Regions from separate parts of the Homo sapiens genome. Here regions 1 and 2 are each linked to region 3. A link is an interaction called in ENCODE POLR2A ChIA-PET data of the cell type or tissue named here. Cell type or tissue: OCI-LY7. All regions are shown on one strand.

The links. ChIA-PET counts read pairs that join two places held together with the same protein. Peaks named below come from ENCODE experiments on the same cell type or tissue, not always from the same donor. Only the 100,000 strongest peaks of a DNase experiment are listed, where the experiment ranks them.
Region 1: POLR2A ChIA-PET joins it to region 3 with 9 read pairs; 3 of 35 experiments call an interaction of 5 or more read pairs at or near these places.
Region 2: POLR2A ChIA-PET joins it to region 3 with 6 read pairs; 2 of 35 experiments call an interaction of 5 or more read pairs at or near these places.

What each region holds. Positions count from the first base shown.
Region 1 is chr3:47,109,454-47,111,953 of GRCh38, forward strand. The region is part of intron 5 of SETD2 (SET domain containing 2, histone lysine methyltransferase); the gene reads right to left. Among named protein-coding and RNA genes, the nearest start is that of SETD2, 53 kb to the right of the region's middle. In OCI-LY7, no CTCF peak of the experiment used is centred here; no DNase peak of the experiment used is centred here.
Region 2 is chr3:47,095,456-47,097,955 of GRCh38, forward strand. It overlaps SETD2 (SET domain containing 2, histone lysine methyltransferase), which reads right to left. Exons shown (of 21, transcript NM_014159.7): 9 at 2,500. Among named protein-coding and RNA genes, the nearest start is that of SETD2, 67 kb to the right of the region's middle. In OCI-LY7, no CTCF peak of the experiment used is centred here; no DNase peak of the experiment used is centred here.
Region 3 is chr3:46,931,592-46,934,091 of GRCh38, forward strand. All of the region lies in intron 2 of CCDC12 (coiled-coil domain containing 12), which reads right to left. Among named protein-coding and RNA genes, the nearest start is that of CCDC12, 44 kb to the right of the region's middle. RefSeq lists enhancers at 1-45, 236-345, 2,174-2,500. In OCI-LY7, CTCF peaks have their summits at 1,211 and 1,414; a DNase peak (open chromatin) is centred at 1,440; H3K4me3 peaks cover 1,941 bases; H3K27ac peaks cover 2,316 bases.

The sequences.
Region 1 (2,500 bases), 180 kb after region 3:
TGGGCAACACGGCAAAACCCTGTCTCTACTAAAAATACAAAAAAATTAGCAGAGTATGGTAGTGTACACCTGTAGTCCCAGCTACTGAGGAGGCTAAGGTTGGGGGATCACCTGAGCCCAGGAGGTTGAGGCAGCAGTAAGCTGTGATCGCGCCACTGCATTCAAGCCTGGGCAACACAGTGAGACCCTGTGTCGGAAAACAACAAAAAAATGTGGAGGGGAAAGATGGCTTCTAAAAAAGCCTCATTTCGGCCAGCCACGGTGGCTTACCCCTGTAATTACAGCACTTTGGGAAGCCAAGCCAGGCGGATCACCTGTAGTCAGGAGTTCGAGACCAGCTGGGCCAACATGGTGAAACCCCCTCTCTACTAAAAATAGAAAAATTAGCTGGGCATGGTGGCGCACACCTGTAATCCCAGCTACTCAGGAGGCTGAGGCAGGAGAATCACTTGAACCCGGGAAGCAGAGGTTGCAGTGAGCCGTGATCGTGCCACTGTGCTCCAGCCTGAGTGACAGAGCAAGACTCCATCTCAAAAAAAAAAAAAAAAGCCTCATTTGCCCAAATGTCCATCAACTAACAAAAGGATATACAAAATATCGTATACCCATACAAGAGAGTATTATTCAGCCATAAATAGGAATTAAGTGCTGACACATGCTGCAATACAGATGAAACCTCAAAAACATAATGCTAAGTGAAAGAAGCCAGACACAAAAGGCCACATATTGTATAATTTCATTTATACGAAATACCGAGAATAGATCAACCCACAGAAACAGACAGCAAATTAGTGGCTGCCAGGCCTGGGAGGAGGCAGGTATGAGAAGATTCTGCTTAACAGGCAGAGTTAGTTCCCTTTTCAGATGATGAAAATGTTTTGGACACAGACAAAAGTGGCAGTTGCACAAGATTATGAATGCACTAAATGGTACTGAATTGTAAACTTTAAAATGGTCAATATTATATTATGTGAATTTTACCTCAATTAAAACCCTATCTGGTATCCAATTACATTAAGTCAACCTGGACTGCCTTCTCTTCCTACAACTGGGAGATTTCCTAAAACTACAGGGGTTTTGGTAATAACCTGCTTTTTTGGTGGGGTCTGCCATGGCACTTTAACACTAACTAGTAACTTAGCTCCAAATAATTTCTCATCCTGTGTAGCTCTGACAATCTGTCCTTATTAAATGGTAATACTCTACCAGTAAACAACGCAAGAGTTTTGACTAGTTTATGAAATTCATAAACTATTGGTATTACACATCATCATGTGGCAGTTATAGGAGTAGGAAGGTATGGGAAACATGGAAACATTAAGTCCTAGTATATTTTACCAAAGCAGGGTTCTCTGTGAATAGCTGAAGAAAACGGAAGAGCTTTAGGAAATTTTAACCTGGCTTATAAACTGGAGCCATATATCCTTTCCTCCCTTCCCCAGTCTCCTTTCCCCTTAATATGAGAAGAGCACTGAGCTATCAAAGAGTGTCTGTTGCAAGTAACAGAATTTAGATCAGGTTTGAAGCTATGTGTTTTACTGCAGATACCACAAAAGACCAGCATCCAGACAGCTCATCCACTATTGTCCCTGTAAGAGAGGCTTGTGTCCAAACTGTGGTTCCTTTAAAAAAAAAAAAAAAAAAAAAAAAAAAAAAAATCTCAAGAAGGCCTGGCTGGCTAGGGCAGAATGAAAGAAGGCATCTTTGAAAATGTGCGTCTGGACTAGAACTAGTGATTTTGGAAATTCAATGGGCTGCTTTGAGAGGTATTGAGTTCTGTATCAACAGTGTTCAAAGGAAGTGTAACCAATTATTTGTTTAAAATATTATAAAGAATCCAATGAATGGATATGGGGCATATGACAATTCTGTGGGATATTTGCTTCAAATAAACAATTAAAAACCAGTTATGAGAAGCCTAGGCAACATAGTGAGGACCCCATCTCTACAAAAAATAGAAAAATAAAGTAGCTGGGCATACTGGCTCACACTTATAGTCTCAGCTACTCAGAAGGCTGAGGCAGGAGGATAAATTGAGCCTGGGAGGTCGACACTGCAGTGAGCTATGATTGCGCCAGGATACTCCAGCGAGGGTGACAGGGCAAGACCCTGTCTCAAAAAAATAAAAAACAATAAAAACCAGTTATGAGCCAGGGTGTGTTTTTACAAAACTTAGAGGAGAAGAGAAATCTATGAGGTTCCTACTAGCCCCCTTTTTGTGTAACAAAACATGTTGCTTTCTGATTGGTTCCCAAAAGGATAGATTAATATCAACATCATTTCTTATCTTCAAAGGAAAAAAAAAAAAAGAACAATTTGCTTATCAAAAGATATATGAGGATTCCTGTCATAAAACTAAATTATTGCCAAGGGGAAAACAGTGAGAAAAAAAAATTATTGTCTTTATTACCTGTGTTTTGAATTCCCACAATAAACAGATTAAACCCCACCAAGTCCTGCCCCAACTCCAACTCCCATCCAACTGTGGCCATATGCTCAG
Region 2 (2,500 bases), 160 kb after region 3:
TAGTTTAGGTCAACATGTTTAATAACTACTTTGTGGTTGCTCTGGTAAACCATGAATTATATGAAACAAGAGTTAACAACAAAAGCAATCTAATGGAGTTTAAAGAAAAATGTCCGGTAGTCAAGTGAAGAAAGCTAACAGACTAGGTATGACCCAGTGACTACACTTCCATAGATAAATCTTAAAGAAACATGTGCAAAAGAGACATGTGCAAAGATACTAACTTTGAAATTAATAGCAAAAATTGGAAACATAAGTATCCATCAGTAGGAAAATATGTCAATAAACTGTTACATGATGAAAAAAAAAAAGAAAAACTTTCAAATGACCATCATGCAGAAGTTGAGAAAAAAAAAGAAAAAAATTACAGCAATTAGAAATAAATGTTCATCTACATATATGAATACAGATCAAATTCAAAAATAAGAGTAAAAAATGCACACAAATACATCTATATTATCTCATTTCTTTTTCTTTTTTAATAGAGATGAGGTCTCACTATATTGCCTAGGATGGTCTTGCACTCCTGGGCTCAAGCTATCCTCCCGCCTTGGCCTCCCAAAGTGCTGGGATTATAAGCAAGAGCCACCACGCCCAGCTATATTTTACCATTTCTAAAAACTTTTAAAATGCCACACAAAACAATATGTTCTAAAATGCAGAAACATCTATTGTTATGGCCATAGTTGCCTCAAAGGTAGGAGGGGACTCCACTCTACAGTTTAACTGTAGTTTAACACAATGGTTAAGAGCAGAGACAAGATGCTGGATTGGAGCTTATTTCCACCACCTATTTGGGTGACACTATAATCTCTCTGTGCCTTAGTGTGTTCTTAACTGTAAAAAAGGAAAGATCATTACCTAATTTATGAGCTTATTGTGAGAATTAAATGAGCTAATACATCAAGTGCTTAGAAAAGTGCTTGGCATAAAGTTACACTATATATGCTATCTAAAAAGAGGGCTGAAGGCTGGGTGTGGTAGCTCATGCCTGTAATCCCAGCACTTTGGGAGGCCAAGGCGAGAGGATCACTTGAGCCCAGGAGTTTGAAGCTGCAGTGAGCTATGAATGCATCACTGAATTCCAGCCTAAGCAACAGAATGAGATTTTGCCTCAAAAAAAAAAAAAAAAAAAAAAAAAGGGGGGCTGGGCACTGTGGCTCATGCCTGTAATCCCAGCACTTTGGGAGGCCAAGGTGAGAGGATCACTTGAGCCAGGAGTTCAAGGCTGCAGTGAGCTGTGATCACTCTACTGTACTCTGGCCTGTGGAACAGTGCGAGACGTTGTCTCAAAAAAAAACAAAGCCAAACCATTTGAAAATATATACATTTTTTAAAAGAGAGAGAGAGAAAGAAAGAGCTAAAGAACACATGACATTCCAATGCATTTGTTCATGTTGGGTGGTGGAAATACAGGTGTTTGTTATATAAACTGTCCTTTTCTGCTTTTTTTAACGGACCTTTCCAATGCTTTTTTTAACTTTTTTTAACTGAATCTTCTTACAGAATTCAGATTCTTAATACTTAATTCCCTCAAATTAATTTGTGCTCAATTGATGTTACCTTTTAACCATTATACTCTCATCACCTCCCTCATGTCTTTTTCTATCTCCCCATCTAAACAGAAAAATTGCTGTCATCTATAGTTCTTATGAGTATTAAGTTCCTGAAAAGTCCAGGAATGAGCTAACTGCAAAAGAATCACAGGGGAATTTGCTGACTAACACCGGTAAACCCTCAGCCCTTCCACTAAGATTCACAGGTCTAGAGAGTAGCCCAAAAATGTGCATTTTTACTATGGATCCAGCCAGCTGGTTCTAAAGAAAGTGATCCAAGGATCACATTTTTGAAAAACAGTGCTCTAGCAAAGGGATCCTCAAAAAAGGGAGGAGAATATTTTTTTAAACACAAAGTCCTTTTTGCAATTGATAGTCCCTTTAGTAACAGGATATTCCCCACCAACAATCCCATCCCCATCCCAGGAGTAACTCAGGCAAGACAGGGTACAAAATGAGGCTATCAACTGCTGTTTCATTAAATAAAAAGAGCATCTGTGACTACTCCTGTTGGTCTTAGGTTACCTACTTCCTCTCAAAACTTTTCTCACACTCAAAAGAGGATTTTCAGAGATTTGAAGAACACTCAAAGTTTAGAGTACCAAACAAAGACAAACCAATAACAAGAGATTAGAAACGTACAGCAGACATAGTGAGCTATCAGGGAGAAAAGATATGTTTTACTTGTACTTAGGAGTTTTAAAGAATCTGAAAAACTATTAGTCCAGGTGTTTTCAATAATACTTTAATAGTTCTCAGTACCCAATTCCAATCTCTATGAATCTGAAATAAAAATAGCAATTGCATCTCTTTTCTGGTAACAACTCATCTGATCTTGGATTTCTCTGGTGGCAGTAGTATGACTTTATAACCTTCAATCAGAAAAGCCACCTCGCTTTTTAAATTTTTTATTGTGAAAGTTGAAAGAAAAATGCAAACTTACT
Region 3 (2,500 bases):
ACCTGCTGCCCTGGGCCCCTGGAGGGAGGCAGAGAGGATAAGGACAGGACAGTCCCACATGGCCTGTTCCCTGAGAACAAGGTCCTCCACCTGGCCACCCTGGTCCCTCCTGGCCATACAGGCCCCATCAAGGGCCAGAGAGAGAACTGCTGTGAGGCACTCCTCCTAGTAACAGACCACAGGGAAGGCCACGCCCAGGATGCGCCTGCAGGCCTTGCAGAGGCCACCACTGACCAGAGAGACTGGCAACTTTGATCAAAGAACACTTTCATTTTTAATATTCAGAGTACAGAGACACTGGAGCTCTGCCAGGAAAACACACTCATGACACTCAGACATGCCCCTAATAATCCTCTGTTTGCTTTAGGCTCTGCACATAGAGACCTACCCCTTGTCCCCAATATAAATAACAAGGCTTCAGTTGCTGCTGCCAGAGGCCAGACTCGACAGAAGCATGAAAATGAGGGGAGAGGCAACTACCCCAAATGAGGTACACAACTGCTCTAGAGGCTGATCTGGTCTTTCTTTCAAGGGCCATTAAAATGTTCAAACTCCCTGACCCGGTAACCCTGCTCTGGGGAAATTATTCCATAGAAATAGTAACAAGACAGGAGCAAGCAAAACAAAGCATTCTATATACGCACGATCCTGGCAGCATAATTCATAATAGCTACAACACCTCTGGGATCTCTTCTGGCAGAGTGCCCTAGAGTGGCCTAAAGTACCACCAGGCTATGAGGGCAAAGGACAATTTAGTACAGGGATGTTTTTGTTTGGTGGTTGATATTTTTCTTTAGAACACTCAATGGCTGGCTTTGCAGCAAATGAGACTTTTAAAGAGCCCAGTGGCTTCCCCACTCGTGGGCAGAGGAGACTGTCCTCCAGCTGTCACCCAGCAAGGCAACTGTGGCCCCAGCCTGAAGAACGGGTACAGTGTAAGGCAATAAAACCTCCCTTCCCTTCTCTTATCCAGCCCACCCCAAGCCTCCTGTCCTTCTGGCCACACAAAGAGGACAAGGTCTATTGGAGCACATGACACAAGAAGTGACCATGGGCAGGACAGGGCCACATCACAGCCTCAGGGGGTGGACAGGCCTCCAAGCAAGTCCTGGCAAATGCGTCCTCAGCGGGTTTCAGAAAAAGGAGTGGGAGCGCCTTTGTGCCCCCACCTGAAACCACAGGCCAGAAAGCATGAGATAATGCACCCTCCCCAGTAGGGGCAGCCTCCACACATGGCCTCTCAGAGGCCACCTCTCGAGACCACCCTTCCACAGAGGAAGAGGGTGTCACTGACATTTTCTCAATGTGGAAAACAGTCCAGAAAGACTATCCAAGGTGCCAGAGTTGAAGGAAGAGCCGGAGGCAGAATCCACACCCTGCTCTCTGGCCTAGGGGTGGACCCCACACCAGCTTCCTGCATCTGGCTCCTCAGGGACCAGCAACTGCAGTAGAGAAGCTACCTGACACAGTGACTGGGGCCTGGCCAGGGCTGCAGGTGGCTGTGCCAGGGCTCTGAGTGCTCAAGTGTTCCTCAAAGGAAAAACTCCTGCAGCCTACCCCACAGTGGAGTTCAGCCTACAGCATTATCCTGGAAACTCCCTCCCTCAACGGGAGCCCAGCCTCTCAGCTCTCCCCACTGCCAGGAGAAGCCTTCCTCAGCCCTAAAAATTACAATTTTAGGTCACAGGTCTTAGAGGCAGAAGGAGCTTCAGAAGTAGTACAGTCAAGCCCTTGCCTTAAAAACAAGGAGGCCGGAGAAGCCAGAGCTGGCTGGGGATGAGATCTGTATGGGAGCCCCCACCAAGACAGATCAACAGCTATGGCCACGTGTTGGCACCAAGGCCTACCCAAAGGCCCCTGAGGGATGGCTTATAAGCAGCCAACGGCTGTTCCAGGCAATGACCAGGGCTGAGTGTTAGTTAAATGAGGCCCCTGCCCTGCTGGAGCTGCCATCGCATCTGCATCATGCGGTCTGCACCCACTCTCATCCCAGACGCTGCAGAACCTAACCAAGGTGCTCTACACTGACAAGTTTGAACTTTGCACCCATCCCACCTGAAAGCCCATAGCTAGTGGGTACTTAAGGCGTTAGAAAAAACTGGTCTGCCAAAAGCAAAACAAAAAACCCCAAGACTGAAAAATAAATCATGGTACTCTCAAAGAAATATTAAGCTGCCATAATTTCATGAAAGTGTATTTACCAAAAGATAGTCATGACACGGCTCATGAAAAAATGTTACAAAACAGCATGATATGCACAGATACATGTTGATCTGTAGTTTCTAAGTTTTCTACAATAAAAAAATCTATAATTTATGTAAATATCAATTGAAAATTTTTTTTTTTTTGAGATGGAGTCTCGCTCTGTCGTCCACTGGAGTGCAGTGGAGCAATCTCGGCTCACTACAAGCTCCGCCTCCCGGGTTCACTCCATTCTCCTGCCTCAGCCTCCCAAAGTGCTGGGATTACAGGCGTGAGCCACAGCACCCGGTTGTAAATA